Linked DNA regions of Homo sapiens: region 2 is linked to region 1. Evidence: chromatin loops called from intact Hi-C (ENCODE). Cell type or tissue: GM12878. All regions are shown on one strand. Links, peaks and the distances in the headings refer to the core of each region. The heading gives the core; the rest is flanking DNA.

Region 1 (15,427 bases), core at 8,317-10,816:
AAAGGGCAGAGAAAAATTTTAAAGACCACAACCCAAAGATAACTATTCTGCTAACAACTCTGATATATGTTCTTCCAGATATATATATAGAGATAGTATATATTCCCTTTTATAAAACTATGAAAATATTGTAAAAACTTTTGTATAATTTTTTAAAATGTAACACTTACCTTTTAGTGTTCTTAAATATTTTTCTGGAACAAGGCTTTTAAATAGCTGTGTGTATTTTTATTGTAACCTAACTCAAGAATTTTTTGAACATTGTGGAATATAAAATATAAATATTAAACCTCCTAGCATAATATTAGTTTAATCTGATTTTTATCATTATTAAAAGGCAAAACAACTTACCTTCTACTGCAAATTATAATAATTTGAAATATGAGACTTGAATTTAAATACATATTCAAACTATTTAATGGATCAAGAACTCTGTAACATTCAGATTTTTCAACCAAATAATATGATATTCTGGAATCATGGAACCAAAAGTATATTGTTACAGATTTTAAAATATGATGATTAGATTGATGAGGATTGTAAAGACTTTCTTTTACATAAAAAAAATAAATAGCCCACAGAATTCAAAGCCAATCAGTATTACTTTTAAGTGGATTCTTTATGAGGGAGGAAAATCGTAATTCTCCAAAAGAAGCAGAAGAGGAAATGACAGAGCATGTAAATTACAGTAATTTTTTAAGCTTTGTATTTTGAAATAATTTTAGATTTACAGAAGTGTTACAGAGAAGGTACCACTTCCTTTAATCTTCCAATCTTAATATTTTACATAATCATGGTACATTTGTCAAAACTAAGTTATTGAAATGGGTACAACACTATTAACCAAAGTTCAAATTTCATCAGTTTTTCCAATAATGCCATTTTTCTGTTCCAGGATCCAAAGCAGGTTACTACGTTACACTTAGACTTGATTTCACCTTAGTTTCCTCCAGTCTCTGAGAGTCCCTCCGTCTTTCCTTGTTTTTCAATGACTTTACAACTTTTGAAGAGCACTGCTGTGGTATGTATTTTGTAGACTGTGGTATGTATTTTGTTTCCCAATTTGGGCTTGTTTGATGTTTTCTCATGATGATACCAGGGTCAGGAATCCCTGACAAGAATACTATACAGATGAAGTGCCCCTCTCATCACCTCATACTTGGAAGTACATATCAGTATGACTTATTACTGGTGATGGTAAATAATATGGTTTGGATCTGTGTCCCATCCAAATCTCATGTTTAACTGTAATCCCCAGTGTTGGAGCTGGGGCCTGGTAGTAGGTGGCTGGATCATGCAGGCGGTTTCTCATGAATGATTTAGCACCATCCCCTACGTCCTGTTCTTGTGAAAGTGAGCGAGTGAGCTATCATGGGATCTGGTTGTTTAAAAATGTGTAGCACCTCCCCCTTCTCTCCCTTCCTCCTGCTCCAGCCACGTGAAGATGCCTGCTCCAGCTTTGCCTTCCACCATGAGTAAAACTCCCTGAGACCTCCCCAGAAGAAGATGCTACCATGCTTCCTGTACAGCCTGTGGAACCATTAGCCAACTAAACCTCTTTTCTTAAAAATTCCCAGTGTACAGGCTGAGACAGTAGAATTGCTCGAACCCAGGAGGCAGAGGTTGCAGTAAGCCGAGATTGCGCCACTGCACTCCAGACAGGGCCAGAAGAGTGAGACTCCGTCTCAAAAAAAAAAAACAAAATTACCCAGTCTCACGTATTTCTTTACAGCAATGTGAGAACAGACTAAACAGCAACCTTGATCTCTTGATTAAGATAATGTCAGCCACGTTTCTGACTACAAAGTTACTAATTTTCCCTTTCTATATTATTTTAATTAGAAGTTACTAAACCCAGACCACACTAAAGGCAAAATTAAGCACTGCCTCCTGAAAGGGGGAGAATCTAACTCTTTATGAAATCCAATGTATGTATTTTTCCTTTCATGCTTATGCTTTTAGTATCATATCTAAGAAATAGTTGCCTAATCCAAGATCATGAAGATTTATGCCTGTTTTTTTTTCTAAGAATTTTATAGCTTGAGCTCTTACATTTACATCTTTGATCCATTTTAAGTTTTTCATATAGGTAGGGGTTCAACTCAACCTTATTTACTTGCATATAGATATCCAGTTGTCCCAGAACCACTTTTTTAAAAAGATTATTCTTTCCCAACTGAATTTTCTTGGAATCCCTGTTAAAAATCAATTAACTATAAATATAAGGTTTATTTCTGGATTCTCAATTCTATTCCATTGATCAATGTATCTATCCTTAAACCAGTACCACACTGCTTTGACTTATTGTTGTTTTGTAGTAAGTTTTGAAATTGAGAAGTGTCTGTGCTGAACTTTGTTTTTCTTTTTCAAGATTATTTTGGCTTGCATTTTCATATGAATTTTAAGATTACCTTGTCAATTCCAGCAAAAAAGGGCATCTGGGAATTTGATAGGATTGCACTGAATCTATAGATCAATTTGAAGAGTATTGTCCTCTAAACACATCTAAGTCTTCCAATCCATGTCTTTCTTATTTTGGTAATTTTTATATGATGTTTTTAAGTTTTCACTGTATAGTTCTCACAATTTTTTGTTAAATTCATTCCTATTTTATTCTTTTTGATACTATTATAAATGAAATTATCTTCTTAAATCCATTTTTGGTTTATCTATTGCTAAGAAATAGAAGTATATAATTGAATCTTGCATACTGATCATGTATCCTACAACATTGCTAAAATCGTTTATTAGTTCTGATAATTTGTGTGTGTATGTATTCCTTAGAATTTTCTATACACAAGATCATGTTATCTATAAATAAAGATAGTTTCACTTCTTCCTTTCTGATCTGGATGCCTTATATTTCTCTTTCTTAATTTCCCTGGCTTGATCCTTCAGTACAATGTTAAATAGCAGAGATTAGAGTGGACATCTTTGTCTTTTATTCCTAGTGTTAAGGGTAAAGCTATCAGTCTTTCACCATTAAGCAAAATGTTAGTCTGTTTTCACAGTTGCCCTTTATCAGGTTAAGGAAGTTTGCTTGTATTCAAGTGTTGTCAGGAGAAGTTGAATTGTTTCAAATGCTTTTTCTGCATCTTTTGAGATGATCGTGTGATTTTCTTCCTTTATTCTATTAATGTGATCTGTTATACTGACTGGTTTTTGCATTTGTATTTTACATTTTCTTTGATTGGTATATTGAACTAATATTGCATTCCTAGGATAAACTCTGATCAGTCATAGTATATAATCTTTCTTATATGTTGCTGAATTCTGTTTGCTAATATTTTGTTGACGCTTTTAAGCTCCATATTCATAGGAGTATTCGTTGGTAGTTTTCTTTTCTTGTAATATGTTAATTTTAGTATCAAAATAACACTGGCTTTATAGAATGATTTGGAAAGTGTTCCCTCCTCTTCTAGCCCTTATAAAAGCAGAGCTATTTAAAAAATGTTGTAAGATTTTACACAGCCATCTAGCACTCAGAATTTGAGTGGAGAAAAGGTAATTACAGAAAGGATTTACAGGAGGCTTTTGGCCATGTTACAATAACTAGTATTGGACTTACCCTCCAGTATAAACAATTATGAAAACAGACAAAATATATCATTGGCTGTTCTTTAAAACAAAAAGTAGAACAAAAAGGAAACACATCAAAAGTATTTGTGAAGAGGATTTCCATGAAGACAGCTGTCCTATAATTTCGAGCCATTGCAAGAGGAGTATAGGTGGTATCTGTGCTTCACCCCAAGCCTAGAGAGACTTAAGAAAGAATAAAAAAAAGCCTGTAAAATTTCTCATGTATTCCCTGCCATTGGGAACCACAGTCTTTTGTTGCATAACTTGCTCCTGAGAAAACTAAAGCAGATAATGGCAGCAGAATGGAGAGGGCTACATTTGGGAACTAACTGCATTCCCCTCCAATGGCTAATAAAAATGTGGAATCCTGAAGACAAAATATGGAACCCATGGAGATACGTTGGCCTGAGATGATTCAAACCAAGATCCTATACAAAAGGAATATCAAACACCCTGTTATATTCTGTCAATAGGAGCACTCAGAGGAGACTAGAGGGAAGAAAGAGGGAGAAAAGAACTTGCTACTTCCTGTATAATTCCTATTGCTCTCAGCATCACCCAGCAATGATACTTCACCCTGGCAGAAACAGGTGGTACTACAGTAGCAATAGGTTGCAGTTTACACTCCCAAAACCACCCTCATTGTGTCCCTCAGAGATACCAACACCAGATGGCCAGTGCCCCTCCCCAGAGTTCCCAGCCCAGTAGCCATACTCCTGAAGTACCAGCACTAATCAGGCAATGACTCCTCCTAAAGGGCCTGAGTCCCAGCTCAGGATCCTGACTCTGAGCTTCTATGAGTTAAAAATACCAACTAACCTCTTACCTTTTTTACTCTCAGACTTAAAAGAAGGTATCTGTTCTCAATACCAGGCTAATAATTCTATTTAAAATTCTCTATTAAAATAATTGTTATAGTTCTTGACTCCTGACTAGATTCTGACTTATTTACCTTGTAAGTTTCATCATCCTCAATGGAATCTAATGTGTAACCCATAATGTGATATTATAGAATTCATCCTGTAGCCTCATGTTCAATGGGTGGTGACCACAAAGTAATTCACCTGGCACATTACTGATGTCCATAAAGGGTTTACACTGTTACTTGTTATAAATGGGCGAAGTCCTTTCCTTTAACCACTTTGAGGTTTTCCCAACCAACTATGGAAGCCCAAAATGATCTCAATACAACCTTCTCCTTTTGTTTTCACCAGTACACTTCTACAGCCCACATTTTCACTTAAGACTCTTAGGAATAAGACAGTTGCCAGGCCCAATATTCCCTAAATTCTCAGAGCCACATGTGAAATTCTCTAAATGGGTCTCTTCACAGCCCCATCACTTGCTTTAGTCAAGGCCAGCAACACTCTCCTAACCATGGGAAAGGCAAAGGAGGAATTATCATAAAACACTGACATCTTTCTCCCAAGAAATTCTCAATATAGGCCTCCATTTTTTAATCTCCAATGACTCTCCAGTACTTAATTTACATAGTATGGAGGTGGGTGATAGGTTAATAAGAGCAGAACTGAGTTTTGGCAGCCCTTTTGCTAACCTTACATATATGGTCTAGTGCTTAAGTGTAGAATGTAGATACCAGCATGTCTGAGCCTCAGCCTCTAGAGCTTTCTTTGAAACTTCAAGTCATCAGAAAATGTTACACTTAAAATCTTACTTATATTAGTTTGGGTGTAAACTAATCTTATGTAACAAGAGACCCCAAAATATAATAGCTCAAATAAGGTAGAAATGTATTGCTCTCTCACGTAATATTCAGAGGCAGGTAGGTGGAGCAAAATGGTAAAGTAGCTGGCTCTGTGGGATACCTGGGAACTAGGGTCCTTCCATCTTGTTTTTCAGACATTCCCTGAGAGTATTTCCCTTACCTGCATGAGTGAAGCTGATTCACTACAATGGTCAAGGTCCAGCCTTGAAATGAAACAGAAGGATCCACATATCCATTGTTTTAAAGCAAGACCCAGAATCTGCATTTCTAATTTCTACTCCCATCCTATATACAGATAAAAACTTAGACATGTAACTACATATATCTCTAACAAGGCTGGAAAACATCATCTCTGGCTCAGGCGTCATGAGTTCAGATGGAAATCAGCAGCTTCTGTTGCTAAAAGGAAAAATGAAATGAAAGAATGCATGTTGAAAGAACAATTAGCACATTCTGCTGACAATCACTTATATGTAAGTGCAAATTTAAAATGAATATTGAAAAAGAAATTACTAAAAACATTTAACACAAAATGTTACATTAAGAATATACTGTAATCCCATAACTAGGTATATATCCAAAGGAAAATAAATTGCTTTACCAAAAAGACACATGCAACTGTGGTTCATCACAGCACTATTCACGATAGCAAAGACATGGAATTAATTTAATTTAAGTGCCTAGCCTACCAATGATGGACTGGATTAAAAAAATGTGGTACATATACACCATGGAATACTATGAAGCCATCCAAAAGAATGAAATCATGTCCTTGCAGCAATATAGATACACCTGGGGGCCATTATCCTAAGGAAATTAATCCAGGAACGAGAAACCAAATACTGCATGTTCTCACTTTTAAGTGGGAGCTAAACACTGTGTACACATGGATATAAAGATGGCAACAGTAGACAACAGAGACTACTAGAGGAGGGGAGATGGGGATGGGGGAAGGGGTTAAACTATCGGGTACTATGCTCGCTACTGGGTGACAGGATAAACCATACCCGAAACTTCAGCATTGTGCAATATACCCATGTAACAAACTTACACATATACCTCCTGAATCTAAAATAAAAGCTGAAATTATAAAAAGGGGGAAAAAAACGAATATACTTTTAAGTTGTGGTGGTCCATTGCAAAGCAAGGTGACTATAATTAGTGATAATATGTATTTCAAAATTTCCAAAAGGTTGGATTTTATAAGTACGTGAGGTGATGGATATGTTAATTAGCCTGATTTGCTCATTCTACAATGTATACATGTATCCAAGCATGACTTTTTACTCCATAAATATACTATTATTTGTCAATACAAATTAAATTTCTTAAAAATTGTAAATAAGAATACACTTTTAAAAATAAAAATTGGTTTCTTTACAAATTTAGTTCTAAAACCATTTTAAACATGCATAAGTAATATTCTATCTTGACATTTAAGAAACTAATGTTGAGATAACTGTGATCTACTTTCAGTGATCTAGTAGCAAAAACAATGAAAAAATCGATTCTTTAAATGAGCAAAGACCCTTAATGAAATGCCTTCAAACTCTGAAGAAACACTTTATCAGCGCCAATAAAGTAAAAACAACAATAAAAATACCAAAATTTTCATTTCACCTCACCTTCTTTTATCCACCTACCTTGAGTTACATAGGTAGGAAAATGCCCAAAGCATTCCGGCATCATGAGGGAAAAACCCAAGATAGCATTTAAGTTTATTCACAAATTGAATATCAATTCCTCCAGTGACTTTAAAGAAGCAACATATTAAATAATAGAACATACTACCACTAATATTTATAGAAATAGTGAAAGTTCTAAAAATGGCCAGCCAACAGGTTATTTTTGGCTACACTACACTGTGTGAGCTTTATTCCATACAGGCTTAACATATGTTAGATATGTTTTAGAAAAACAAATCAGTTCAACATGAACTAATATTCAGGCAGTAACCTCAAATCAATTAGTGCCAACCCTTGACTTCCTTGACAAGAACTCCCTAGGTTAATAAATGAGTTTGGATTATCAGAGTAATGGTCACTATGGTAACCCCGGTCACTGTTTTAAAAGCTAATTTCAGATGTCATCAGACTATAGATGGCAGTTTAACAAAGTTGCACATTCTAAGAGAACCAAACAATTTTATCCTTGGGAGACCTGTTTGAAAAAATATTGTTTTCACATTAAAGAGGAGTACATTAAGCCAAATAAAAAAAAAGTGGGGGAGTAGTAAGAATATTTAACCAAGTCTGGAAGTCAGGCAGTAGCTTAGACTAAAAAAGCTATTCTAATATAAGGCAGTTAAATACCCAATGGTCGAAATAATATTTTTAAAACCAAGATTTACTATCCAAAGAAAAAAATCATAAAATGATGTCATATTTAGTGTATGGAAACATTTAAAATTCTAGCATAGAGTAACTTGGAATAACACATTTAGTATTCGAATTTGTAACCTACACAATTATACATATTATTTTAGGTAACTTAAAAGCCCTATTTAATAAACATTTCTAACAGAGTAATGGAATTATTTTTAATTTTTGAAAACAAAGATATAACAACAACAAAAAAGTAAAACAAGCACAGAACTAAAACAGGTAAATTCATTAATTGAAGTCAATGAAGTAGACGACCAAAGATCTGAAACAAGTTACATATTCTCTAAATCAAGGAACCTAAATAGACAATATCTCAAAAAAGGCAAGCCATTAAGATGCCTACTTGATTACTGCCCTATGCAGCAGGTCTAACAGGCAAATTGGATCTCAAAAAGACCATACAGGCTGTGCCACTTATCAAGCTATTGTCTCTTAGCTCTACACCCAGACTTCTACACTCTAGCCTCTGATGCTAGGACTGAGACCCTTAAATTCCATTTTGGCTTTGCCAGCTGGCTCCACGTTGCACTCTGCCAAAAAGGGATCTTAGAAGTGGGAAGAGTCAACTTGCTTCCTCTGTCTTCTTCCTGTTTGCTTTCTACAAGCTTCCTGTGTGTGTGCCATTTTTGTTAGCATCACCCTGACAACACTTCTTTACCCCAGCAACAGCAGGGAGCTTCCACAGCATCAGCTGAATTTAGTTGCAATTTTTCCAACACTTGGAAAACAAGTTTTATCATGTCCTCCCGGCCCAGAAATATTAGCACCAACATGGCAGTGCCCCCTACTCAGATGTCAGGTTGTCAGGTCTGTGGGTCCTCTCTTCTAAGCATCTAAGTGTTAGTAATTTCAATCTCTTCTTTTTGTTCCTCCAACCCTAGTGGTAGTAGCTGTAGTGCCTTAATATTCTCATGTCCCCTTTTTAGTTATCTAGTGAACTTTATGCCTAATTTAACATTCTGAATATTAAAGGCTCTGTTTAAATAACTAAGACGGCTTCTGTCCACTGACTGGTTCCTGACTAATCACCTATCCAGTAATTCTCAAGGTGAGTGGAACTATCAAAATCACTAAGAGACTGGGAGGTACAGTTTGAAAATGAGTATCTACCAGTGTGATATAGTTTTCTATTTGCAAAATGAAAATATATTATTTTCATAAAACAAATCTTAACCAAATATTTTATTAATATTATTTTTCATTGACAAACCATAATTATATACATTTATGAGGAACAATGTGATGTTTTGATACATGTATACAATGTAAAATGATCAAAACAGATCTATTGGGAAAAATGGCAGACAGGAGGCAGAACTAACTTGCAGCTCCCACTCAGATGGACAGAGCAGCATGCAGAGACTCACATTATGAACTTCTGCTCCAAGAACTACAACAGGAACATACCAGGAAAACCAAGAGAATCCATAGACACTTTGAATGAAGCAGCTTGCCGCGGCAGGCTCAGTAAGACAGCCAGAAAACTGTGAGTGCCCAAAGTGTGAGAGGAAGGATGTCCACCCCTGAACATACATCCTCACTGGGGAATGTGAAGATTTAGATCATGGGAGAAGAATATGACCTTACCTGAAGTTGAGACAAACTTAGAGCCAAGCAAAATACAGAAGTAGAGGAAGCAGCAGAAAGAGCCCTGTGGGGCACTCTCGGTCCCCAGGGAAGCCATTCCTGACTTTCTCTCGCAGGAGTCCTTGAGGAGGGCTGCCAGTGGAATTACAGAAAGACCAAAGGGAGAAGGAAATTTCCAGACAAACTTTGTAACACTTTTGACTGAAGGCGAAGTTTCCTGGACCGAATCCAAGGGAGGGGGCAACCTAGGAGTACAGATACAAGCACAGAAACTGTGGCATGTGGGGAGGCAGGAAACCTGAAAGCCCTGCTTGCTTTCTCAGCAGGGAGGCTTGTAGCCTGGGGCAAGTTCTCAGCCCTGCTCACCAGCTGCCTGTAAATAAACTCAGTGCTGTTGGTGGGGCACGGTGGGAGTAAGACTGGCCCTTCAGGCTCTGCGGTGAGGCCTGTCACTACTGGCTTTTCCCCACTTCTGTGGTAACCTGTATGATGCAGCAGAGGCAGCCATAATCCCCCTGGGAACATAACTCCGTTAGCAAGCCTAAGAACCATACCCTGCCCCCCACAGCAGCTGCAGCAAGCCACACATAAAGAAAATCTCAGCTCAGACACATATAACCCTGCCCCAACTTGATGGTCTTTCTCTACCCACCCTGATAGCCAAATACAAAGAACATAATTTCTTGGGAGCTCTATGGGCCCAACTACCACCTGAAAAACCTGAATATTTATGCAGGCAACCCTAAGGCAAGCTTGTATCCTCCCTATACTACCACAGCTGATGCTCTCTCGAAAGCACCACCTCCTGGCTGGAGGCCAACCAACACAAAACCAGTGCACTAAACAAAACTGCAACCAAGAACCCTCATAGAGTCCAATTCACTCCCCTGCTACCTCCACCAGAGCAAATGCTGGTATCCATAGCTGAGAGACCTGAAGATAAATAACATCACAGGACTCTTTGCAGACATGCCCCAGTACCAGCCTTGAGCCTGGTAGCTCGTAGATCCACTGGTAGCTAGATGCAGAAGAGAAATAACAATCACGGCAGTTCGGCTCTCAGGAAGCTCCATCCCTAGGGGAAGGGGGAGAGCACTACTACATCAAGGGATCACCCCGTGGGACAAAAGAATCTGAAAAATAGCCCCTGAGCCCCAGATCTTTTCTTCTCACATAGTATACCCAAATGAGAAGGAACCAGAAAAACAATTCTGGTAATATGACAAAACAAGGTTCTTTAACACCCCAAAAAAATCACACTACCTCACAAGCAATGGATCCAAACCAAGAAGAAACCTCCAAATTGCCAGAAAAAGAATTCAGAAGGTCGATTATTAAGCTATTTAAGGAGGCACCACAGTAAAGTGAATACCACCTTAAAGAAATAAAAATTATACAAGATATGGATGGGAAAAATCTCCAGAGAAACAGATAGCATAAATAAAAAACAATTATAACTTCTGGAAATGAAGGACACACCTAGAGAAATGGAAAATACACTGGAAAGTCTCAGCAATAGAATCAAATAAGTAGAGGAAAGAACTTCAGAGCTCGACAGCAAGGCTTTCAAATTAACCCAGTCCAATAAAGACAAAGAAAAAATAATAAAAAATAAATAAACAAAGCCTCCAAGAAGTTTGGGATTATGTTAAACAACCAAACCCAAGAATAATTGGTGTTCCTGAGGAAGAAGAGAAATCTAAAAGTTTGGAAAACATATTTAAGGGAATAATCGAGGGAAGCTCCTGGCCTTGCTAGAGATCTAGACATCCAAATACAAGAAGCTCAAAGAATACCCAGGAAATTCATTGCAAAAGATCATCGCTTAGGCACAAAATCATCAGGTTATCTAAAGTCAAGGCAAAGGAAAGAATCTTAAGAGCTGTGAGGCAAAAGCATCAGGTGACCTACAAAGGAAAACCTATCAGATTAGCAGCAGGTATTCAGGCAACAACTAGCACAACAAATAGAATAGTATCTCATTTTCAATACTAACTTCAGTGTAAATGACCTAAATGCTCCACTTAAAAGATACAGAATGGCAGAATGGATAAGAATTCACCAACCAACTAACTGCTGACTTCAAGAGATTCATCTAACACATAAGGACTCACATAAACTAGGAAAAAGACATTCCATGCAAATGGACACCAAAAGCAAGCAGGAGTAGCTATTCTTATATCAGACAAAACAGACTTCAAAGCAACAACAACAACAAAAAAAGACAAAGAGTGACATTATATAATGATAAAAGGACTAGTCCAACAAGAAAATATAACAATCCTAAATATATATGCACCTAACACTGGAGGTCCCAAATTTATAAAACAAGTACTACTAGACCTGCCTAAGAAATGAGATAGACAGCAACACAATAATAGTGGAGGATTTCAGTACTCCACTGACAGCACTAGACAGGCCATCAAGACAGAAAGTCAAAAAAGAAATACAGACTTAAACTATATCCTAAAACAAAATGGACTTAACAGATATTTATAGAACATTCTACCCAACAACTGCAGAATATACATTCTATTCATCAGCACATGGAACATTCTCCAAGAAAGACCATATAATAGGCCACAAAACAAGTCTCAATAAATTTAGAAAATCAAAACTAGATCAAGTATTCCCTCAGACTCTAGTGGAATAAAATTGGAAATCAACTCCAAAAGGAACCCTCACAAGCATGCAAATACATGGAAATTAAATAACCTACTCCTGAATGATCACTGGGTCAACAATGAAATCAAGATGGAAATTTTAAAATCCTTTGAGCTGAATGATAGCAGTGACATAACCTATCAAAACACCTGGGATACACCAAAAGCAGTGCTAAGAGGAAACTTCATAGCACTGAATGCCAACATCGAAAAGTCTGAAAGAGCACAAATAGGCAATCTAAGGTCACACTTCAAGGAACTAGAGAAACAAGAACAAACCAAACCCAAACCCAGCAGAAGAAAGGAAATAGCTGAGATCAGAGCTGAACTAAATGAAATTGAAACAAAAATAAAACAATACAAAAGATAAATAAGGCTGGGCGCGGTGGCTCACGCCTGTAATCCCAGCACTTTGGGAGGCCGAGGTGGATGAATCAGGAGGTCAGGAGATTGAGACCATCCTGGCTAACACAGTGAAACCCCGTCTCTACTAAAAATACAAAAAATTAGCCAGGTGTGGTGGCAGGTGCCTGTAGTGCCAGCTACTTGGGAGGCTGAGGCAGGAGAATGGCATGAACCCCAGAGGCAGAGCTTTCAGTGAGCCGAGATCATGCCACTGCACTCCAGCCTGGGCGACAGAGCGAGACTCTATCTCAAAAAAAAAAAAAAAAAAGATAAATAAGACAAAAAACTGGTTCTTTGAAAAGATAAATAAAATTGATAGACGATTAGCAAGATTAACCAAGAAAAGAGGAGAGAAAATACAAATAAGCTCAATAAGGAACAAAACAGGAGATATTACAACTGACACTATATAAATACAAAAGATCATTCAAGGCTACTGTGAACACCTTTACATGCATAAACTAGAAAACCTAAAAGACATGGATAAATTCCTGGAAAGTAGAGAGGCATCACATTACCCAACTTCAAACTATACTATAAGGCTATAGTCACCAACTCAGCATGGCACTGGTATAAAAATAGGCATGTAGACCAATGAAACAGAAAAGAGAACCCAGACATAAAGCCAAATACAGCCAACCAATCTTTGACAAAGCAAACAAAAACATAAAGTGGGGAAAGGACGCTCTATTCAACAAATGGTGCTGGGATAATTGGCAAGCCACATGTAGAAGAATGAAACTGGATCCTCATCTCCCCTTTATACAAAATCAACACAAAATAGATAAAAGACTTAAATCTAAGACCTAAATCATAAAAATCCTAGAAGATAACATCAGAAAAACCCTTCTAGACATTGGCTCAGGCAAAGACTTAATGACAAAGAACCTAAAAGCAAATGCAACAGAAACAAAAATAAACAGATGGAATTTAATAAAACTAAAAAGTTTCTGCACAGCAAAAGAAATAATCAGCAGAGTAAACAGCCCACAAAGTGGGAGAAAATCTTTGCAAACTATGCATTTGACAAAGGACTAATATACAGAATCTACAAGGAACTGACTTAAACAAACTAGGAAGAAAAAACAGCCCACAAAGTGGGAGAAAATCTTTGCAAACTATGCATCTGACAAAGGACTAATATCCAGAATCTACAAGGAATTGACTTAAACAAACTAGCAAGAAAAAAATAAACAATCCCATCAAAAAGTGGGCTAAGGACATGAATAGACAATTCTCAAAAGAAGATATACAAATGGCCAACAAACATATGAAAAAATGCTTAACATCACCAATGATCAGGGAAATGCAAATCAAAACCATGATATGATACCACCTTATTCCTGCAAGAATGGCCATAACCCAAAAATCAAAAAATAATAGATGTTGGCATGGTTGTGGTGAAAAGAGAACACTTTTACACTGCTGGTAGGAATGCAAACTAGTACAACCACTATGGAAAGCTGCATGAAGATTTTTTTAAAGAACTAAAAGTAGATCAACCATTTGATCCAGCAATCCCAGAGGAAAAGAAGTGATTATACAAAAGGATACTTGCACACATATGTTTATAGCAGCACAATTTGCAGTTGCAAAAATATAGAACCAACCCAAATGTCTATAAATCAACAAGTGGATAAAGAAAATATGTTGGCCGGGTACGGTGGCTCATGCCTGTAATCCCAGTTATTTTGGGAGGCCAAGGTGGGCAGATCATGAGGTCAGGAGATCTAGACCATCCTGGCTAACATGGTGAAACCCCATCTCTACTAAAAATACAAAAAATTAGCCAGGCATGGTGGCAGACGCCTGTAGTCCCAGCTACTCGGGAGGCTGAAGCAGGAGAATGGCGTGAACCCGGGAGGCGGAGCTTGCAGTGAGCCGAGATTGCACCACTGCACTCCAGCCTCGGCAACAGAACGAGACTCCATCTCAAAAAAAAAAAAAATTGTGATACACACACACACACACACACACACACATACATACACATAGACCATGGAATACTACTCAGCCATAAAAAGGAACTAAATAATAGCATTTGCAGCAACCTGGATGGAATTGGAGATTCCATCTATGTGAAGTAACTCAGGAATAGAAAACCTAACATCATATGTTCTCACTTATTAAGTGGGAGCTACGCTATGATGATGTAAAGCCATAAGAATGATACAATGAGCTTTGTGGATTCAGGTGGGAAGGGGGGTAAGGGACAAGATTTACTGATCAAGATTGTTTTGGATATTCAGTTAACCAAATATTCTTGGTCCTTAAGGATACACAGAAGAGAGTGATTCTCAACCACAAAGAAATGAAGGTGACGGGGTCTGTGATGGGGACTTAAATGAACAAGAGGTTTAGAAACACTAATTCAAGTCTATCCCCTTCATAATACAAATAAAGAACCTATGACCCATTAGACCTATAAACTTCTTGAGTAAAGGAACTGAGTTTTGTCTACCAAAATGCATTGTAAACATTCAAAATAAAAACTTGTTTGAATGAGTGAAATTAAAGGCATACCCAAGATCAAAAACTAGTTAGTGTCAGAGTTAAGCCAATGATAATATCTCTCAGTTGGAGGTCTTATTTTGCCTATCCCACCTTTATGGAAGGGTCCCATTATCACTATGCTGAAGGCCCAGAAAAACACTGGTGAAGGTGGACTTTCACACGAAGCCGACTCTGTACTGCAGAGTGGCATGTGGGAATATTAATACAGAGTGCTCTTATGATCAACTCTTTAAGAAGAGCAGGGAAAGAAGTAGGATTAGGCAAAGGAAAAAGTTTAACTGTGGTGTAGTACCAAAGGAGGCCTCGAGGCTTTTGACTCGAAAGCAGGGGTCCCCAACCCCCAGGCCACGGACCAGTTCCTTTACTCACATTTCTTGTGCACACCCATATATCCTTTCTCATACCCCTCTACCTCAGACATCCTTGTTCCCAATCTACTAATTCTTCTTCCAAGTCCCTTTCCAACCAGCCAAGCCATTCACCCTTCCCCATGAGTCCATGTATATTTTAACCTGGGGCTATTTCTCTTACTACACAAAGTGAATGATGAAGTGCACCTTCCAAAGATC
Region 2 (17,724 bases), core at 9,097-11,596, 340 kb before region 1:
CACTTGACAGTTAATCAACATGCTGATTTCATTTATTCCACGAAACGATCTTGGAAGTGAGTGTTATTAGATCACCCTCTGTCTCAGCTCTGGCTGCAATAACAAAGTACCAAAGATTGGGTGGCTTAAACAACAGAAATGTATTTCCTCACAGTTGTAAAGGCTGAAAGTCCAAGATCAAGGTGTCAATAGGGTTAATCTTTTTTCTGAGGTTTTTCTCCTGGGTGTATAGATTTATGTCTTTTTCCTCTGTCTTCACATGGTCTTCCCTCTGTGACTATGTGTGTCCTAATCTCCTCTTCATATAAGGAAACCAGTCATATTGGAGTAGGTCCCACCTTAACAACCCCACTTAATCTTAATTATATTTTTAAAGCCCCTATCCCCAAAAACAGCAACATTGTGAGGTACTAGGGATTAGGTCTTCAACATAGGAATTTGGGATGGTAGAGAGGACATAGTCCATAACATCCCCACTTTATAGACAAAGAAAATGAAAGCAAAGAAGGGTACGTGATTGTTTTAAAGGCCCACCAGACCCCTTAACTCAAGTATCTGGTGGCTTGGGCTCAAGTTCTAAGTTCTGTGTCCAGAGTCTTCACTCTCGTGGGATGGAAGAGCTACAAGGGTCTGGTGTACGAGAGAGGCCAAAGTCAGAAATGCCTTTGCACATCTTCAGAAGACAAACTAATTCAACTGAAGCCACTCGTAAGAAAAAAAGACCAAGTTAAGGAAAGAAGTGTTAGTTACATATTACTATTTGCCATTCACAAATATCCCCAAACAACTAAAAAGAGGCAAAAAGAAACTTCAAAAGTACCAGAATTGATCAGAAATTACCTCCCCTCATGGAAATAGATATCTGATAATGTAGCTCCTTGATTACAAACTATCTCTAGTTTATGAAGTTTGTCATAGGCTTGTAAGAATATTGTGGGGATAGCATGGGGAGAAACAAATTAATTGGAGATATTTAGGGTAGATTTTTATTATTCTTACTTTGTCACACACACGTACAATTGAGAGTTACTTCTTACAGTTCTGTTTCCAACTTCATGCCTATTTGAGAGTTTCATTATGTTTCCATGTTTTATTAAATATTTTGACTCCAGGAAGTATATTTTTCCATCTGTTTTTTTGACCGTTCCCAACACTAGGCTTACGAAGGTATCTACTGGGAGGGTCCAAACATCTGGATGGAGTTTATCAGCCAAATGTCTCAGGAGAAAAGAACATAAATGTCCAGAAAGAGTGAGTAGGCAAGGAGCCCGTGTCAGTTTTAACAGCAGTTAGTTGTATCTCACTTTCCCAAAATGTGTTCTTTACTCCTTTTGCCAAATGATCCCTCCTTCCTTTTTATTTCAAAATTTCTCCCTCTGTATGCATTTTGCAATTAATCTACATCATTTTTTTTTCTTTTTTTTTAAATCCTAGAAAAGAGAAACATATCCATCATTTATGCCAGAAAGCCAAAGCAGTTATTATCGGACCAGTCTCAACTCTGAACTGAACCACTTACCAAGTCACCAAACCTTACTTCTTCATCTGTAACTTTCAAATACTGTAATAACACCTATGGGGACAGTTTTACGAACGTGCTACCTGTGCAATCAGACATGACCCCACTCTTAGAAGAGCTCCATGCTTGGTTTAATGTCTGCTGTTATGGTCTTGAAATTCTTAATCATATTTGAACAAGGAATCTTGCATTTTCATTTTGCACTAGATCTCACAAATGATGTAGCCAGTCCTGCATACCTGCTCTACCTACCCTTCAAAGCCTAAAAAAAACTGCTTTGTAAACAAAAAAAAAGTGCTCTAAAAGTATAGGTGAAGCCAAAGTTCATTTTCACTATATGAGCATGGCATACTAAGGAAGTACATACAAATCAGACCAGCTAGGAAGAAAAACCATGGGGCAGGAGTCAGACTTGGCATCTAGCCTTGGTCCTTTCACTGTTGGGTTGGCTTGGGCAAAGCATTTCATCTCTTCATACCCCAGTTACTTCACCTGAATAATTACAATTTTCAGTTCTCTTCCCCGATGCACATTAGTACCATGTAGGGAGTTTTTTTAAATGTCAGTTCTTGGTCCTTCTGAGAGGTGACAGCGTCCCGACAGCCCTCACAGCCCTCGCTCGCTCTCGGCGCCTCCTCGGCCTTGGCGCCCACTCTGGCCGCCCTTGAGGAGCCCTTCAGCTCCCTGCTGAACTGTGGGAGCCCCTTCCTGGGATGACCAAGGCTGGGGCCAGCTCCCTCAGCCTGCGGGGAGGGGTGGAGGGAGAGGCATGGGTGGGAACCGGGGCTGCACATGGCGCTTGTGGGCCAGCAGGAGTTCCGGGTGGATGTGGGCTTGGTGGCCCCACACTCGGAGCAGCCGGCTGGCCCCGCCGCCCTGGGCACTGAGGGGCTTAGCACCCAGGCCAGCAGCTGTGGAGGGTGTGCCAGGTCCCCCGGCAGTGCCGGCCCACCGGCACTGCGCTGGATTTCTCCCCAGGCCTTAGCTGCCTCACCGCGGGGGCAGGGCTTGGGACCTGCAGCCCGCCATGCCTGAGCCCCACACTCCCCACCCCGTGGGCTCCTGTGCGGCCGGAGCCTCCCCAACAAGCACCACCCTGTGCTCCATGGCGCCCAGTCCCATCGACCACCCAAGGGCTGAGGAGTGCAGGCGCAAGGCGCGGAACTGGCAGGCAGCTCCACCTGCGGCCCTGGTGCAGGATCCACTGGGTGAAGCCAGCTGGGCTCCTGAGTCTGGTGGGGACGTGGAGAACCTTTATCTCTAGCTAGGGGATTGTAAATACACCAGTCAGCACTCTGTATCTAGCTCAAGGTTTGTAAACACACCAATCAGCATCCTGTGTCTAGCTCAGGGTTTGTGAATGCACCAATCGACACTCTGTATCTAGCTACTGTGGTGGGGACTTGGAGAACCTTTGTGTCCACACTCTGTATCTAGCTAATCTAGTGGGGATGTGGAGAACCTTTGTGTCTAGCTCAGGGATTGTAAGCACCAATCAGCGCCCTGTCAAAACAGACCACCGGGCTCTCTGTAAAATGGACCAATCAGCAGGATGTAGGTGGGGCCAGATAAGAGAATAAGTGCAGGCTGCTGGAGCCAGCAGTGGCAACCCGCTGGGGTCCTCTTCCACAGTGTGGAAGCTTTGTTCTTTTGCTCTTCGCAATCAATCTTGCTGCTGCTCACTCTTTGGGTCCACACTGCCTTTATGAGCTGCAACACTCACGGCGAAGCTCTGCAGCTTCACTCATGAAGCCAACGAGACCACGAACCCACCGGGAGGAATGAACAACTCCAGACGCGCTGCCTTAAGAGCTGTAACACTCACCGCGAAGGTCCGCAGCTTCACTCCTGAGCCAGCGAGACCACGACCCCACCAGAAGGAAGAAACTCCGAACACATTGGAACATCAGAAGAAACAAACTCCAGACACGCTGCCTTTAAGAACTGTAGCACTCACCACGAGGGTCCGTGGCTTCATTCTTGAAGTCAGTGAGACCAAGAACCGACCAATTCCGGACACACTTCCCCCAAAAATTATTATTTAATTGTTCTGGGGTAGAGCCTGAATGGAGCTTGAGTTTGGGTATTTTTTAAAGTTTCTAGGTAGGTAAGAATATGTAGCAATTAGAATTTGAGTGTAGATTGGTATGATCGCTTTGGAAAATAAGTAGCCGTGCACACCAAACTGAACATACACATATATCATGGTCCAATGATTCTATTCCTGAGTATACGCCCCACAAAATATTTACATATATTCACCAAAATATTTATAAAGTAATATTGATGGCAGCCCTGTTTGCAGTAGTCCCAAACTGCAGTCAACACATGTCCATTAACAGTAGAATAGGTAAATAAATGGTGGCATATTCATAAATTAGGTAGTGGACAACAATGAGAATGTTTTCCAGGAATGAACTATTGATATTTGCAGAATTTCACAAACATTGTTTTGGGCAGAAAAGGAAAAAGGCCTGACACAGAAGAACATAATACTCTATTATTCCATGTATATAAATTTCAAAAATAAGCAAAAATAATTTATAGTATTTAGTCAGGACAACAGTTACTTCTGTGGGGAAGATAATGACGAGGAAAAATATGGGGGCTTCTGTGGCTAGAAATGTTCTATTTCTCAATCTGATGGTAGTTACAGGGGCATATTTACCTCGTGAAAATTATTAAGTTGGTGCAAAAGAAATTGTGGTTTTTAATAATTGATATGGTTTGGCTGTGTCCCCACCCAAATCTCATCCTGAATTGTAGCTCCCATAATTCCCATGTGTTGTGGGAGGCACCCACAAGGTAACCGAATCACGGAGCCAGGTCTTTCCTGTGCTATTCTCATGATAGTGAATAAATCTCATGAGATCTGATGGTTTTATAAAGAGGAGCTCCCCTGTATATGCTCTCTCTTGCCTGCCGGCATGCAAGATGTGACTTCGCTCCTCCTTTGCCTTCTACCATGGCTGTGAGGCCTCTCCAGCCATGTGGAACTGTGAGTCCATTAAACCTCTTTCCTTTATAAATTACCCAGTCTTGGGTATATTGTTATTAGCAGTGTGAGAACAGACTAATACAATGATTGAGCCGTACACTCATGGTGTGTACCTGTTGTATTTCAATAACCAGTTAATACCCACATTTCTTACACAATTTTAATATGCAACCAGGGTTGAGAATCAGACTAGATATCTGTAATGTCCCTTATAGGATGGAACATCTGTGTTTGACTTTTCTCAGACCTTAGTCCCTGTTAAGGTTGAGTAAGGACACTAATGCCCTTCATGGTCTTTGTGCTTTATCAATACCTCCTCTTTTTCTTCTCTTTTCACAAGTTCACCTTCAACATGAAAGGGTTCCTTTATTTTCTTGTACTACATGTTGTTTAATTGGGGGGTCAAAAAGTCACTGATTGAATTATACACAAACTATTTGATCATGGAAACAAACATATCTTTTATATCCAAGTGTTTATTTTTTCATTCATCTATTACATGTTTTACAGATAATCAATGAAGAGAGGAAAGGAGGTCTTAGGGCAATAACCAGGTGCCACTAGATGTGCTGGCTTGTGCGAGCACACAGTCATGAGACAGCAGAGTGAGGACGCTCCAGCACTTCATACGTGCTGGGGACTGCTTGTCTCTCTGCACCGTAAGCAGTCAAATGCTCTACCACTGAACTCTAACCCCAGTCTCTGCACCTTGTGGCCACAGGTAACATGCAGTCTATTTACTCTCTGATAGAAAAGAGCATGTTGAAGAACTCTCTTCTCAAAACCAGCAAAAACACCTAACAGAATGTAGGGCTGAGTGTATCAACAAAGACAATGCTCTGTGGCTTTGAACACTCAGTCTAAATGTGCAAATCAGGAAATGGCTGCATCACACCCTGTCAGCCCTCCATGCCTTAGACAATAGAGTCTAAGTGATGCCTGTGAATAAGGTCGTGAACACAAAGCCTCCAACAGTGCAGATGGCGCTCAAGACTGAAGAGTAACCAACTGAACTGCTTGTACTCCTTCAAGAGACCCAATTCTACAGCCTCATTGAGATTCACAGACTGAGGAGCAGTTTGGAGCAATTCATGACCACAGTGAAAGTTTTATGTGTTTTCTGTAAGGTATTTTTTGTTATATAGATTCATAGGCATGGAAATAAGAAAGAAGGCTTGTGGGTGATTAAATTTTTACACTTTACTCTGTGTAGTAGCAGAGACTATATCTACACTTCAAGGAAAAGGAAATAATTGCCTCAAAGTCAGTTGTGTTTAGAGACCACTCCTTCCAGGGGAAAGGAAAACCATTTTTCTATATCCAAGTTGCTAAGATTGAACTGAGAGTGTAAGGAGTGTGATAAGAATCTTTAGAAACACCACTCTTTAAATCAACCAGGCTGAAATCCCAAAACATAATAAGATTTCTTGGAGAAGCTGTGTGAAAAGTTTGTAAATTTTGCATACCTTTCCAATAAAATGAGGTTCCTTATCTCCTGAGTTTCAATTTTTATAATAAAAATGCACACAGATTAAAGGTAAGCTCTTTCTCTCTCTCCCTCTCTCTGTCTGAAAACATGTATATTAAAACGCAAATATAAGAAGTCTCAAAAAAAATTACTACAAAATGATTTTTTAAAATTCTCAATGTGGCTCAATTTTTAAAATTAAAATTAGGACCTTAATAATTGACTAAACATTATATAGAAATTATTAATTTGCAGTGGAGATCAGTATTAGGGAACATCCATTCCGCTGATTGAAATTATTTTTTATATTCAAATTTAATGAGTATCAGTGAACCATGTTGCTATTTTTTGTGGTTATTTACTGAACACCTACTGTTTATAAAAGACTGCCCTTGGACAATGAGAGTTAGAAAGAAATACAGGCAAGGCTCTTGCCTTCAAAGCACTTAGAAGCTCTAATGGGTAAGATAGCAAAGGAGTAACATGATACATGTAATGAATACTATAACAGGTCAGATTCAGAGGGACTCTAAGCTTAGGCAGTTAGGGACAGATTTCTCAACTGGACTTAAAGGGTGGACAACTCAAGTAATTGAAGCATCTTCCAGAGAGAGGGAACAGCATGAATAATGCCATAAAATAATGCACTCCAAAATGTGGTGCATAAGCAATCTGCAGCACAATCACCTTAAGAAAATGAAATCGCAGCCGGTTCAATGGCTCATGCCTATTATTCCCAACAATTTGCGAGGCCAAAGCAGGAGTACTGCTTGAGAACAGGAGTTCAAGAGCAGCCTGAACAACATAGGGAAACCCTGTCTCAACAAAAAATAAAAATAAAAATAAAAAATTAGCCAGGCATGGTGGCATGTGACTGTAGTCCCAGCTACTGAGGAGGCTGAGGTGGGAGGATCACTTGAACCTGAGAGGTCAAAGCAGCTGTGAGCCCTGATCACCCCAATGCACTCTATCCTGGGCAACAGAGTGAGACCCTATCTCAAAAAATATAAATAAATAAATAAATAAATAAAGAGAGAGAGAGAAACAAAATGAAAATAAAATCTCTGTTACCTACACTCCCACTTGAAGGTTCACATTCAGCAAGTCTGTTCTAGACCCCCCCAAAAAATCCGTATTTTTTATATAATAATGTATTATATATGTAATATAAAATATATATATATATTAACAGCACATCAAGCATTCACTGGCATAAAAACTAGAAAGCAAATATTATATTCAAATTAGACTAAAAAGTAAGGGAGGCCTGAGAAGGAGTTCTGAAAAGGGTGATTGGAAATAGAGTGTGTACTTCCTTGAGTATCAAAATAATGACTGTGGACTTTTTCTATAAGCAATAGAAACCCAAAGAAGTCTTTTGTGCAGAAGAGTAACAAGCTTAAAGTCATGTTTTTTGACTCAGCAATGATGTGAAGAACAGAGTAGAGTGGGCAGAGCGAGAGAGGCACAGGAAAGTAAAATGGCTCCTCCAATTGTTCAAACAGGAGGGGATAAGTTCAGATGTGGATGGAAGGTGAGGGAAGAAAGAAAAGTAAATCCCTGTTGGGAAAATGAAACCAGATTGTGATGTTCATAATCGGAAATAGAAAATTCTCAGTCTACTCCATTACCATGTTCAGAGAAAGACATAGGCAAGGCCACTGTCTGACCACAAAATGCTAAATTTACCTTTCTCTGATTCATATCATCTTTCTCTGAGTGTTTCCTGGAGTTTTTGTTTGTTTGTTTGTTTTATCAATAACTCCAGCATTTTTTAATTCTCTCACCTTTTAGATAAAAATTATTGACCTTCAATCACTGAATGTCCCTGATTCAAAAAATAGCCTTCACTTCCCTAAGCCTTCCTCAAAATCATCCATACAAACTCAAACCCAGTTAGAAGACCATCCCAAATTACCTCACTGAAACACTTGTGAGATTTTCCTAAAGTATGTTCTTTGCCACAGCAAGTTAAATAATTCTAGTTTTATTGACAACAGGTGTGTTCCTTCTGCTCTTTGGTTAGTTGGGTTCAATACGAAAAGAATGTCAACAAGGACAAATTACTAATACTGAGTAGTTGGTTGACTTAAGACAGATTAGAAATGACTTTAAAGTTTGAAGCCCAAGTGAATATAAAGTAACACTAATAGAAAAGAGATATCAGAAGTATGAGCCCATTTGCAACTTGAAGGGACATTTGAAATTGAATTTGAAAATTGAATGCAAAATTTGAAGGTACAACATGACATTCAAGAGAAAATGTCACGTGGGTAACATGTGTACAGGCCCCCAGGAATGGAGGAGATATCAAAGAGAGGTGGAGGTAAAGACTCATGCACAAAGGTGATTACTGGAATCTTGAAAATAAGGAGACCCTAGAGGAAAAAGAATGTAGAATTTAAAAGGTGGCCAAGTGGGCAGTAGGACATAGGGATCTGGAAGTTGTTCCTCTAATGAGCCTCAGATGTTGCCAACTACCTTCAACCTGTACAACACCCTGCTTTTCACCCATCCCGCTATGGCATTCAAAGATCCCTATTAAAGAATCCTCAGTGGTTTCTGACCAAATGACTTCTTTGCACGGCATCATGAGATAGATCAACAAGTCATCATCAAGATTAAAAGCCCCTATGTGCTTTGAGAGAGATCTAGCTTGCCTATTCTGCTGTGTTCTCAGGGCCAAATATAGTATGTTACATAGACACTCAAGAAATATGTGCTCAACTAGTGAAGAAGAGGAACAATAAAGCCCAGAGATGTTGGTCCACAAAATGCTGGGCAGTTAATCTCCTTATCATTTTTCTAGCTCTGCGAGCAATAGATAGAGTTCCTAGTGACGGGAAGAGAAAAAAAGATTATTTCAAAAATTTTACAATTGAGTATGATAGAAACCTAAAACAAACCAGGTACACTGAATATGAGGGAGCATCACCTTTCAAAGTATGCACCTCAGATAAACAGACCTAGATTTGACCCAGTTCTACTACTTAATACCTCACTTCATTTCTTTGAGCCTTCATTTCCTCAACAGTGAGTTGGAAAAGTAATGCCTACTTCATAGGATTGCCAAGAGTGTTAAAAGCTCTTGACACATGGTGTATGATTAATAAACAGTGGGAAAAACACAGCAACAACAAAACTATGAGATACCACCTCAAACTTATTAGGTGTATTAAAATAAAAACAGAAAATAAGTGTTAAAGAAATCAAAACTCCTGTGCACTGTTGATGCCAATGTAAGATGGTGTAGCTGCTGTGGAAAACAGTACGGCAGTCCTCCCAAAAATAAACATAGAATTATCTGTGGTTAGGACTTCTCACGAAGACAGAGAGTAGATTGGTGGTTACTAGAAAACCAGAAAGGTGGGAAAGGCAGAGGGTCAGATAAAGAGAGATTGATTAATGGGAACCAATATACAGTTAGAAGATACAGTTAGAAGAAATAAGACCTAGTATTTGAGACATGAGTAGGGTGACTCGTTAACATTAATTAACATTAATCTATTGTACCTTTCAAAACAGCTGGAAGAGAATAACTCAAATGTTCCCACCACAGACATAAATATTTAAGGTGATTATTATCTCGATTACCCTGATTTGATCTTTATACATTATATTAATGTATCAAATTATGACATGTACCATGAAAATATGTATATTCATTGTGTATCAGTAAAAAAAGTTTTTAAAAAATAGAATTACCAGATGATCCAGCAATTCCACTTCTGGGTCTATAGTAAAAAGAATTGAAAGCAGAGTGTCCAGAGCTATTTGTACATCCATGTTTACAGCAATATTATTCACAATAACCAAAATGTGAGAGCAACGTGAGTCCATCAACAGATGAATAGATTAGCAAAATATGGTATTCTGCATACAATGGAATACCATTCAGCCTTTAAAAGAAAGTAAATTATGACACATGCTACAGTATGGATGAATGTTGAAGACATTAAGCTAAGTGAAATAAGCTGGTCACAAAAGGATAAACACCATGTGATCCACTTACATGCAGTTCCTAGCATAGTCAGTTTCATAAAGACAGAAAGTAAAATGGAAGTTGCCAGGGCCTGGGGGAGATGGACAGTTACTACTGGATTATAGTTTTACTTTAGCAAAATGAAATGAGTTATGGAGATTGATTGCACAACAATGTGACTGTACACTTCTGAGCTGTACACTTAAAAATGGTTAACCACAATTTAAACAAACATAGCAATAGCAGCAATAACACATGATGAGAAAAAAGAATCAGTTGTGTCCACCAGAGGTCACCCTCACTCAGGGCCCAATAACAAGTCTTTTCAGAGCAGTGCCCTAAAGCTATGGTTCTGTTCAGTGCTGCCCTCAAGGAGGGCAAGATTGAATAAAGAGAGTGACCAAGTAACAAGGGAGGCACTTAAGTTACTTTAGAAAAGGCTGTTTTTCTCAGAATTATTCCCCACAGAAAAGGGGCACCTGGTTTAGACATCAAAAACCTTGTTTAGAAAACAGAAAGACCAAGGAGCTGAGATTTTTATGTTAATGCAGTGAGAAAGACGGGTGGGTGTTACAAAAAGAACATGACAAGAAAAGCTAAACTTCTGGAGAAAGAGTGTAAAGCTAGAGAGTTTTATGGAAGAGAAATGAATGGAAGAGAACACATGGAACAATGTTCCATGGAAGAGAAATGGAAACACATGGAAGAGAAATGAATGAGCTGAAAAGCGAGCCACATTTCTACATGAGGGCAAGAGTGGGTCATTACTGGGCCAGGGGGCAAGTTCTACACGACAGGGAGTGGCATCTGGGTTCTGTAGGCTGGCCTGAGCCATCAGGCTCCATCGTTCCCAGTTGTTATGGGAACTGTGTAGCTGCCTACTAGTTTCTCAGACCTATTTTAATACACAGAGGCAAAAGATCAGCACATTTTGGTGATTAGGAGGTCAGTGTCAGGCTTGGAGAGAATATTTTCAAAATGTTTGTGGAATTTGAAGTTATATTAACTACAAGAGATCAAAAAGTGAGAGTGAAATGAATAATGGAGGGAACAGATAGTGATCTTTTTTTTAAGAAAGCTGTTCTGAAAAAGAGAGAAATAAGATATTAGTCTTAGAGGTCAGCAGGAACAAGCATGAGAGATAGCAATGTTTTCTTTTCTTCTGTAGCAGGCCAATTAAGGTCCCTAATCCCCAAGACAGTCACACCCTGGGCCTCAGAATATGTGAATATCTTACCTTGCATAGCAAAAGGGACTTTGCAGATGTGATTAGGCTTCAGGAACTTGAGATGGAGAGATAATCCAGGTGAACCCAGTCTAATCATATGAAATCCTTAAAAGTGGGTAACTTTTTCTGGCTAGGTCACAGGTGCCACACTGCCAGATCTGAAGATGAAGGAGGGGGCCATGAACCATGGAAGGTAGGTGGTCACTAGATGTTGGAAAAGCAAGAAAACAGATTCTACCCCAGAGCCTCCAGAAGGAACCAACCCTGCCACCACCGTAACTCCAGCCCATGGAAACCAGTGTCAGACATCTGACCAATACTGTACAATAATGAATTTGTGGTGTGTTACATTTATGGTAATTTGTTACAGATGCAATAGCAAATGAAGACACTTGCTTACAAGAAAGCTTTTTAAATAACAAAAGTACAATGTAGAAGAGTACAAAATTATGTATTACAGTATTAACTAAAGCATTAAATGGGAGGTTACTAAACACACATCCCATATGTCAAAGTGCTACAGATATACCAGTTAGTCTAGCCATGAGAAGACTAAACAACTATTATCAGTATGTTTCTTTAAATGGGAATTTATGAGTCTTTTTTTTTTTTTGAGACAGCCTCGCTCTTGTCACCCAGGCTGGAATGCAATGCTCACTGCAACCTCTGCCTCCTGGGTTCAAGCGATTCTCCTGCTCAACCTCCTGAGTAGCTAGGATTACAGGCACCTGTCACCATGCCCGGCTAATTTTTGTATTTTTAGTAGAGATGGAGTTTAGCCATGATTGCTAGGCTGGTCTCAAACTACTGACCTCAGGCGATCTGCCCACCTCAGCCTCCCAAAGTGCTGGGATTACAGGCATGAGCCACCGCACCTAGCCATGAGTATTAAATAAAACTAACATAACAAAGAAGAGAAAAAGAAGCATACTTGAGGAAAAATTATTGCTTCTAAATCAGAAGCATCTATCATTTATTCAACACATATCTATTGAATACTTCCTCTGTGATCTGCTCTATAGTAGGCTGTGGTGATAGGACAAAGAAAACAAGATGGACAAACTCCTTTTTCTCCAAGAGCTCACATTCTAACGTTAGACTAAAACAATAAAGCAATAAGCATATAAAAATATGTCACATGACAAGTGCCTGATAGAAAAATACAATGGAATTTGGGGATATCAGGTGACTGAAGGAAATGCTAATATCAAGGATGGCAAGGGAAAGACTTTCTAAAAAGCTGGCCTAAGAGATGCTACCTGAATATAGTAGAGGAGTAAGTATATGCATATCTGGGGACACATGTTCCAGGCAGAGGAGATAGTAAGTGAAAAGGCCCTGGGGTGTGTGCACATTTGGCAAGCTGAAGGCTGAATGAGCAGTGCCCTGTGTGTAGCCAAATGAGAAGAGGAAAAGTGCTAGGAAATTAGCTCAGAAAGGAACAAATATATGTATGGGGAGACAGATAACATAGAACCTTATATGCCAATTTTAAGACTTTTGCTTTTACTTTAAGACATGAAGCCACAGGAAATAGAGTTCTGAACAGAGCTGTGATATAATTCAAGTTAAACATTACAAGAACTACTCTGAGTGCTATGTTGAAACTAATCAGGGGAGGAAGTGGCAAACATACAACAATTTCAGTTTGAACTGGAAATGATGGAGACTTGGATTACAATAGCAACCCCGAAAGAGGTGATTGGGAGCAAAATTAGATGTAGTCTACAGAAGAGATATGGAGTCAAGAGTGACTCCAAGATTTGGGGCGTGAACAACTGGAAAATTGACTTGCCACCATGGGGAGATCACACAAGATGACATGGCTGTCTACCATTTGCCTCTAGAGAAACCTTCCAAATCACCTCGCCCCACTCCAGACACATTAACCACATTCTCCTACTGCCCCATCTCTTGGCTCTGCCTCTGTGGTTGCTCCAGCCTGCTCCTGCCTCCAGCCTTTTCCATTAGCTGTGCTCCACAACTTCAAAGGTGCAGTCAAGAACTCTTGGAATTGCCTTCATTTTGCTTGAGGATTGGAAGAGAAGGAGAAATAACAGTTTTCTCTTTGCAAATTCCTCTCTAAGTATTCCATCTTAGTAAATCAAAAATGAATCTCTGGGTGTTGTTAATGGTGATGAATGGGTCTCTGAAACACTCAGATCCTGAAGGGTGTATAGGCTGTGTCTAGTTCCTCCATTAAAATCGTGAGGATACGTATCCATATCATTCTCAGCTTTGAAGCTGTAGCCAAAATATAGATGCAACAGAAAAAGTCTCTTTTATATTCATCATGCTAAATATATATGATATCATGCAGTCAACAAAATAACAATTATAAATAATAAAAATGTGAATTATCTCCTTGTATACAAGTGAGAAATTAAAAATTAGGCCATTTACAAAAGAAATATTAATATACAAATATGTAATAACTATAATAAAATCAAAGATATTAAATCAAACTATATTAAAAATAAAAATTTTAAATATCAATATTAATAAAAATAAACATTAAAGATATCATCTGCCTAGTAAATTGAATATGATTAAGGGAATTACCCATTACTATTATATGCAACAAGGATTAGCAGGAAGTCTGTTAATTGGTATGAATTTATGGATTCTAAAAATGTATTTTTTAAAAAATCAGTAAAAAATGGCAAAATATTTGTATAGACTAATTGCATAATTACATGTAAAAGTAAAATTTGGAAGCAATATGAAAGTCAATATTATATGATAGATTAAATCAATTATAGAATACCACTATGTATTTATTAAAAATAATGCTTGTATATACATTTGAAAGACGGGGCAGATAAATGATAGATATCCACACTATATTGCTAAGTATCAAAAAGCATATCACAAAATAATAAAGATAATGTGATCACATACATGTTATACATAGATTACAGAATTCACATAAATGTATGTGCATTTATATCATCAATAGCATCAGTAGCTTTTATTTTCTTTATTTTCTAAATTTTTCTATGTGTGTAAATTTTGTTGATAAAAAAACAGCAATAAAAGTCATACCTATGTTTTCGGAATGTTGACTTCAGAAAATGTTTATGACATAATGCTGAAAAAGGAGAATACAAAATTACACACAAAAAATGATTGCAGATGAGTAGAAAAGAAAATTTAGAGAAGAATAAAAGCTGTAAGAAAATACATAGAAATATTCACAATGGTGATCTCCAGGTAATTTTTTTCTTTATATTTTATGAATGCCCCATATCAAGCATATATTATCTTCATCCTCAAAAATGTTATTCTAAGACATGTTTTTGCTTGTATTGTTTTATTTGTCTCCCTAGCTGGATTGCTTTGTAAGCTTAAGGCTTGGAAGAGAACTGATTTTTATTGCTCATTCCCCTTCTTCACATCCCACATTGCTTTATTTTGAAGAAGCTCGCAGCTGATTGATTTCCCACTTCATCTTTGTCTTTGCACCAAGCCCACATTCTTACCTTCAATCTACCCCTTGTTGCTATTTTATTTCTGTCTCCTCTATTTCACTCTGGGATGATTGTTCTGAAATACGATTCATTGTTCTGAAATATGACCATTAATCACCCCAGAGAAAAAACTGTGCAGACAGACATAGGAAAATCTGGACTTTTATAATGCAATGTCTAATATCAATGTCCCCAGTGCGATTTCGATGTGAAAAGGATATAATCTAACAAAAGAAATAAAGATGAAGTCTCTGACATCCTGAGGAAAAAAAAAACAGGAGCCATTACTATTAAGTCCTAGCAGGAGGGAGATACAGCTCTGAGTCACCAAACTAGATTATGTCCTCAAGGAAATCTGTAAAATTAAGACTATCAAAGCTGACCCAGCTGGTTAATTAGCACACTGTACAGCAGATTAATTTTATAGTTTGATTTTTATATTCTAACCTACAGTCTAATAAGTTAAGCCAATTACATTACCAAGGACTTGATAAGTTCTCTTTCTCATATGAGCCCACCACCAGTCACTAAATTTGCCTATACTTTATATACTATCAGGGTGATTTTTGTTAGATACCTGATTTCACAGACCTCCGTGCTAAAGCATCAGCAAGCAGTGAAATGCTTCCAGAACAGCTAACACACAAAATGTTACGCGTAGATCCCAACTAGTGCCAGCTGAAGGAAATGATTCATTTATTAAGGCTGTAATTACAGGCTATGAAACAGCTGGTTAGGGGCTCGTTCTCCCAGCTTGAGCTACTTTCTAACATCTGTTAGTATGAGCACAGTAAGGCACTGACTTATTCTTTTAAGTGTCCTCTCCCAGATAGAAAAAAATATTATGTTTCAGAGGGAGGACTTAGGGTGTTCAGTCAGAACAATAAACAAGAGATCAAATGTTGGGGAGCCAGGATGACCAATACAGGAACTTGAAAAGGGATATATGCTGAAGATTGTGTGACATCTTTTTTTAACTAAACAAAAGCCCATGTCATGCATGCCACCCTAGAATAGGCTTTATTGTCTAAGAGTTCCAAGATGATGATGCTGATGTTAATGATAATGCTGCTGCTGATGATGCCCTTTAATTGCTTTAGCTTTCCATGCCCATTTTATTACAGAACCGGGATTAGTATTTTGCTTTATGTAATTCATATTCTCTCTCTCTCTTTTTTCTTTTTTTTACCAGAAGAGAGTGCTTTAATCTCATTGGTGAATTTAGGAAGAACAAACAGCACAACTCACCTCCTCTGCTTTTCTTCTTGGGAGTTGGGTTTTAGCTGGAGGAGAGTAGAAGACCCCTCTCATGTTAGGATAACTTCCACAATTTAGTCTTTGTCATTTAAAGCAATGCTATTTTGGCAGGCATCTGCTACTCTTTTCTATTTCTGAATCTAGTCTGAGCTCAGGGTAGGATCAGGGCAGGATTCAGTGGACCCTCTTGAAGACCCAAGCACACTGTAAGCACTTAATATATTTTAGCAAATGCCATTCCTTCCTGTCAACTGCTACAGGAATTTGTTTTTGCATTTTTTCCCTTAAAGCATTGAACCATTCTCTAGTTCCACTAGTTTTGTCTTGTCTAACTCTCTACTAGATTATAACCCATAGGAAAAAGGCTGAATCTTCTATTTTCTCTCTTGTTTTAAATAACTCCCTGAACATAATACTTAGTACTGCATGAATAAAAGATGGCACGTAAGTATTGTATATGCACCATAAAGTACCATCATTGTGAATTCGATTGGATTAAAAATTAAAACAATTTAATGAAAATTCACCTCATATCAGGATTTTACGTATTAACATTTTCTTTGAAGAATGCTTTGTGATGTAAGTGGCCCTTTCTTACGCGGGTAGGTTTGTTTGTTTGTTTTTGTTTTTGTTTTTTTTTTTGAGATGGAGTCTTGCTCTGTCGCCCAGGCTGGAATGCAGTGGCGCCATCTCGGCTCACTGCAAGCTCCGCCTCCCGGGTTCAGGCCACTCTCCTGCCTCAGCCTCCAGAGTGGCTGGGGCTACAAACACACACCGCCACGCCCGGCTAATTTTTTGTATTTTTAATAGAGACAGGGTTTCACTGTGTTAGCTAGGATGGTCTCCATCTCCTGACTTCGTGATCCACCCGCCTAGGCCTCCCAAAGTGCTGGGATTACAGGCGTGAGCTACTGCACCCGGACATTACCCAGGTAGTTTTAACCTAAAGGTTGATACAGGAGCTCTCCAAGCCAGTTATTTCTGTGGCTATATTTTTCACTGTACCATGTGTCCCAATCCCCAATAATGCAACATACGCGCGCACGCACACACACACACTGGCTTCAAGGCTTCAAAAACTGAAACATGCTAACATTATAAAAAAGATGCAATGATATCTAAAATAATATAAATATGACCTTTTGAACAAGAGTGATTATTGCCTTCACTCCTGAAGGACATAAGAAGGATTTTTCTTATGTTCTACTGAGAAAAACTAAAAATCAGGGGAAAAAAAAAACCCGTGTGTGTGTGTGTGTGTGTGTGTGTGTGTGTGTGTGTTGCATTATAAAATATGCTATAAGACATTAGGTGACATTATGCTTGGAGATGATTTTTATACAAAAGATATATATTATTAATAAGTACTACAAACTTGCAATCTTTATCTTAATAAAGATTTACTTGAAGAGGGTATATTGGTGACAGTGTGGTCAGTGGGAAGAGGACCCAGTCAGGAGTGAGAATACTAGATTTTAAGCCACCTTTTACACCAACGGGTGGCCTGATGTTGGACATTTGCATACATACCTTACCCTTACGAGTATCAACTTTCTCATCTGTAAAATTAATGAATTAGAATTGCACAGCTCTAATGGTGTACAGCTATTGTTTTAAAAATGTACAGTGAATGGGCTGTTCAAGCTAACAGTGGCCTTTTTAAAAATACACATCTACAAATAATGATCTGTATTAAATGGCATGGTTTAGAATAGAGTAAGACACGGAAACCAAATCCCAGCTCTATCACTTCTTACCTGCATGATGTTGAGCAACTTATTTAAGCTCTTTGTCAGTTTCCT

Evidence for each region. A loop is a pair of places that touch in the nucleus more often than their neighbours do. Peaks named below come from ENCODE experiments on the same cell type or tissue, not always from the same donor. Only the 100,000 strongest peaks of a DNase experiment are listed, where the experiment ranks them.
Region 2: a loop joins it to region 1, with 3 times the contacts of the local background. A loop is called at or near these places in 7 of 110 quality-filtered maps.

The regions. Positions count from the first base shown.
Region 1 is chr5:97,187,436-97,202,862 of GRCh38, reverse strand. No RefSeq gene overlaps it. Among named protein-coding and RNA genes, the nearest start is that of RIOK2, 12 kb to the right of the region's middle. RefSeq lists a silencer at 9,556-9,605. In GM12878, for the core only: no CTCF peak of the experiment used is centred there; a DNase peak (open chromatin) is centred at 9,802; H3K4me3 peaks cover 456 bases; H3K27ac peaks cover 1,460 bases.
Region 2 is chr5:97,526,817-97,544,540 of GRCh38, reverse strand. All of the region lies in intron 2 of LINC01340 (long intergenic non-protein coding RNA 1340), which reads right to left. Among named protein-coding and RNA genes, the nearest start is that of LINC01340, 31 kb to the right of the region's middle. In GM12878, for the core only: a CTCF peak has its summit at 10,255 (motif pointing right); a DNase peak (open chromatin) is centred at 10,214.